Regions from separate parts of the Mus musculus genome. Here region 2 is linked to region 1. The links are chromatin loops, found by intact Hi-C in ENCODE. Cell type or tissue: heart. All regions are shown on one strand.

Evidence for each region. A loop is a pair of places that touch in the nucleus more often than their neighbours do. Peaks named below come from ENCODE experiments on the same cell type or tissue, not always from the same donor. Only the 100,000 strongest peaks of a DNase experiment are listed, where the experiment ranks them.
Region 2: it touches region 1 in a loop (1.8-fold over the local background); 1 of 42 quality-filtered maps calls a loop at or near these places.

What each region holds. Positions count from the first base shown.
Region 1 is chr11:21,033,072-21,035,571 of GRCm38, forward strand. No RefSeq gene overlaps it. Among named protein-coding and RNA genes, the nearest start is that of Peli1, 57 kb to the right of the region's middle. In heart, no CTCF peak of the experiment used is centred here; a DNase peak (open chromatin) is centred at 1,200; H3K27ac peaks cover 601 bases.
Region 2 is chr11:20,957,348-20,959,847 of GRCm38, forward strand. The region is part of intron 6 of Gm32293 (a long non-coding RNA gene); the gene reads left to right. Among named protein-coding and RNA genes, the nearest start is that of Gm46273, 41 kb to the left of the region's middle. In heart, no CTCF peak of the experiment used is centred here; a DNase peak (open chromatin) is centred at 1,094; H3K4me3 peaks cover 386 bases; H3K27ac peaks cover 1,426 bases.

The DNA of each region.
Region 1 (2,500 bases):
AGTAAGCAGCACTCCTCCAAGGCCTCTGCATCAGCTCCTGCCTCCAGGATCCTGCCCTATTTCAGTTTCTGTTCTGACTTCCTTCAATAATGAACAGCAATATAGGAGTGTATGCCAAATAAACCCTTTTCTCCCCCTCCCCCAAATAATAAATAAATAAATAAATAAATACCAGCCAGGGAAAGGTAGCTGTCTGCTACCCCCCACCCCCACCCACCCCGCTGGTTAATTAGGTCTAATGAGGCCTACTTCTCCGGACTTTTACCAGAATCAAATGAGAAGGGAACGCAAACTCCCCGGCACCGTGCTTATCACACTTGGGCGCTCCGTGAGCGGCAGCGCCCTGTTATTAAGTGAAAGAGAAAGGGGCATTGAGGGTGTGGCATGTGCAGGGGCATGCGGTGCTTGCCTAGCCTTTGTGACGATCTGAGTTCCATCCCCAGCACTTTTTATTTTTAATTATGTGCATGTGGGTATGTGCACATATGTGCATGTTGTGCAGGCCAGAGGCCTCATTTGTTCCGAAGCTAGAGTCTCTACTGGGTGTGAGTAGATGCACTATGCAAATACTGGGACCCAAACTCCAATGCTCTCAGGCATCTCTCCAGCTCCTAGTGGTTTCTGTTAACAGAGGCATTTCAAGCTCCTTTAAATCAGGAGCGACAAATCTATGAAACAATCTTTTCTGTGGCACACGAATGACAAGCTATACTCCAAATACTTCTGTAATTTTCAGTGTTATCCACCCAAATCTCTCAGCAAGGTTCCCGGGGCCTGGCTTACAAATTCAATGTCACAGTGGCCCAGAACTAGGAGTAGGGAGGAGGTGTGCATCACTGTATTATAAACACGTTCGTTTTCCCTCTGCTGAGAGCAGAGACCGCTGGGAAACAGGAAGTCGTGGTGCGCCAAAAAGAAACCTCCCCAAATGGGAGATCAGCAGTAAATCTCTCCAGGCTACACTGTGGTCAGAAGGTGGGAAATTCCTCCACCTGCCCCCACAAACAGTCCCTCGGGAAAGCTTAGACAAGGTTAGTTTGGGAAATTCCCTCAGAGACAGAATGGAGAAGGAAAGCTGCTTGTGAAGAGAAAGCCAATTAGCAGCTGCTGGGGCCAGGGCGAGGGAGATGATGCTCCAAGGCAACCAATCCCTTACATCTCCAACCTGCTGGTTAACCCAAGGAATTAATGCCTGGGTCTCCTGGCTTGTGGCCTGTGGCCTGAGCCTGAGCCAGATTCACTTCCTGTTAGGCACTCCCGTGACCCCCCGCCCACACCCACTCCAGAGGAAAGCAGCCACAGTTGGACCTGTGAGTTTCCCCCGTTGTCCTGCTTAGCAAGCTCATCAGGTTTTACTGGGTTCTAATCTAAATGTGACCTCCTGGTCACATTCTTAACTGCAGTTAAGCTCCAAGGGGTAGAGAGGAATCCTTTCCACAGAGAAGAAGAAGAAGGGGGGGGGGAGGGGGAGACGACGGCGACTCACACGCAGATTTACAGATCTACGATTATGGAGGATTAAAATGATATATCCACAGATGAGTTGGCACAGAGAAACTGCAAAAATGCTTTGGGGGAAGGGTCCTGGCCAGAAATGCCTTTTCAACCCCCATCTACATATGCAAGACAGACACTTGCGCGGGTCAGGACTGCTTGCTGGGCCCATAAATCATGCCCATTTTGGATCATAAACCATGCTCCTATTTGATGTTTTGTTGTATGTGAAGGCTGAGAGCAGGGGAGGGTTGGGAGGTGGAGGTTGGGAGAAGTCGTTTTGTTCTTTGTTTTTGTTTTGATTGTTGGAGACAGGGTCTTGCTACATATCCCCCAGGCTGGCCTCGAACTCACTGTGCAACCCAGGCTGGCCTCAGATTCTTGTCAGGCCTCCCACCTCAGGCTCCAGGGTGCTGGAATTAAAACAGAATGTCACCAAAACTGGGCTTTCCTTTTCTGTGTGACTTAAATGGCTGTTTCAGCAAGATGACAAAAATGAGATTTTGGTAGAAGACAAATATAAACAGACTTCCTTATGGCAATTTAAACTTATCTTACTATATACTTATGCAAATAGATCTTAAACGTAGGAAAGAATGTCTTAAAGGAGACTAGTAAGAAAGTGTGCTCTATTGGAGCACATGCACCCTTTTTTGTTGTTGTTTTTTTTTTGTTTGTTTTGTTTTGTTTTGTTTTTTTGAGACAGGGTTTCTCTGTGTAGCCCTGGCTATCCTGGAACTCACTCTGTAGACCAGGCTGACCTCGAACTCAGAAATCTGCCTGCCTCTGCCTCCTGAGTGCTGGGATTAAAGGCATGCACTCCTTTTAAATAAGGGATTAAAGGATTAAAACCACACCCGGCTCAAATGCATCCTTTTATGTGACTATACCTAGCCATTCAGTAATTAGTGATGGTGGATTCTACTTCCAGTTTCACATGCCTTTAACACACACTGGGAAGACCACTATTTTGATGTTTTCAGACATTGTTCTCATTCTTCATTCA
Region 2 (2,500 bases), 76 kb before region 1:
TTGTGAGGTCAGAGGTCACTGTTTAGGATCTAAACCTCACAAGTATAGATCCCTTCAACTGCCCTCAAGAGCCCACATAAGAAGAAAGAAGGCTAACGGAAGAGGACAGAGAGGTTAATGTTGCAGAGAAAAGAGCAAGAGAAGAGCAACTTACATATACAAACATGTGAATATAGCCATGCATACTTATATGATTATATGTGTTTATATGAAGAAACATAATAGATAAATGGATGGATAGATAGATAGATAGATAGATAGGGAAGGATACACATGACTTATTAAAATGGAATAGGGGATATGTGTGTGTGTGTGTGTGTGTGTGTTCATATATGTGTGCTATCAAAGAATGATTTTGGCAAATTAATCTTTACTAGGAAAAAAAAAAAAAACCCAGAAGAAGTAAATATACTTCTTAGGAAGATGATATAGTATTCCAGGTCAGAATGAGCAAGTACTCTTGGGCTCACCTCAGAACTATTCTTAGCACAGGCTCAGGGAGCCAGTGAACTTGGCATGGCCCCTGACAGGGAGCAGGTGAAAGGAGGTAGGTCTGGGCTGCATTTGTAAGGTCATTAAAGAAGTCTTAGCACCATGTTGCCTGCTGTAGAGATCTCACAGCCAGCCAAGGGGACTGCTTCCTAGAAACCTGAGAGAGCTAAGGGCAGGGCCAGGGATGAAGTCAGAATTTCCCTGGGGCACACACCTAAAGCCAGTCTACTGAAGACCTAGAGTGTACTTGGGCGGCTACCCTGGAGTAGCAGACATTTCAGCCCATGCTTAGCCTGGGCGGGCTTTCAGAAGTGGGGATTAAGGCAAACGGTGGTTCTGGAGGTTCAGTGACCTTCCACATAGCCTAGATAAGTGCCTGAGCTCTGCTAGAGGAGCCCCTGGGAGAATGTACCTAGTTCTTTTTAGTCTCTGCAGGCCCAGCCTGAGGCGACAAGGACACAGCAGCTTCTCTGAGAAATACCTTTCACTTTATTTAATTCCCGTTTCCTCTGGGTGAGCAGCCTCGAACTTCAGGAAGCTTCATTTCCTTCCCCTCTTCAAAATGCTCCGGTTTTAAGCCTTTGTTTACATTAGCCAAGGCAAAACCAGTTTCTGGTTACACAGCTGGTGACAGGAAGAAAAGGTGAAAGCCCAAAGCCAGCCCACTAAGGCCAAAGTTGCTAAGAGATCAGATGTTCACATGGGGAGTTAGCAGAATTAACGCCTAACTTCTTGCCCCAGCTTCCTTCAGACTAATACCACTGCCAAGAGATTCCACTATGAGTGAGCAGCCCCAGTCACTCTGCCCCTGCCCCTCCCCCGTCCCTGCCCCTGCCCCTGTCCCTGTCCCTGCCCTTCCCCCCTGCCCCTCTGCTGCCCCTCCGCCTGCCCCTGCTGCCATAGGACTTTTGGTTTTGTTACAAGATGGAGTGGGTCAGTGTGAACGGCTCCTGGAATATGTTTTGCTCTTTCTCCTTTTGTTCAGGTTTGTTGCTCTCTTAGAGTTTTATCAGAATTCAGAAGTGTACATAGAGGAAAACCTAGGTCATGTGGATGCTCCCAAAGGGACTAGAATTTATCTGAAACTCATGTGGGAGGAGCTAACAAAGGAAAACACAGCTCTGTTGGAGGGTGGGAGGAGGTGTGGATGCAGGGACAGGGTGGCAACCTGGGCAGAGAGAAGGAAGAGACCAACATGGCCTTGTGTGCACAGGCGGAGGCAAGCGTTGCAATACCGATGAGTGCCATGTCTGGCAGGTTTGACTCTCATGAGTGACACAGGGTATTCATTACCCATCCCCTTGGCATTTCCTCCAGTTTGACCTATTATTAACATTCATCTGCCCACATTGTTTTCCTGTCTTATTCCAATTAGTAAAAGATGAAATTCTCTTGGCTAAGTGGCACCTTTCTGAGGTGGAGTGTCTTTGGAGTAGGACCCCAAACATAATATCTATATCTGACCAAAGCCATCAGCACATTACAAAGAATTCCAAATGTTCCTGATAAGGGTCTAGTTCTGCTTCCTTCAGGTGTCTTCAGCTCCTGGGCATTAACTGAACATCTACTTATAAATGGGGAGGACACAGATAAATGAAGCAATGGCTTTTGTAGGTTCACAGACCACTAGGAAGGCAACATAAATGCATCTAGCAGTAGCTGCCTCTGTTGAGGGTCACAGCCAATGGTGTGAGCATGAAGTGTCCTTCCCAGACCATTTGTTAAAGCCCATTGGTTATCAGCCAGTGGGCTTTGGGAAATTGATTGGATTCTGAAAGCTCCGATCCAATCAATGGGTTCATCCTTTGATGCATTAATAACTTGATAGTATCAACAGAAGATGGCAGAAGGTAGGAAATGAGGCCTAGTATACGCTTAGGGGATGTATCTTGCCCTGGCTGCTTCCTGGATTCCATCTCTCTGCTTTCTGTCCTCCCAGAGATGAGTAGCCTCTGGCACATGCTCCTGCCTTGTGACATTCTGCCTCATCATAGGTCCTGAATCAATA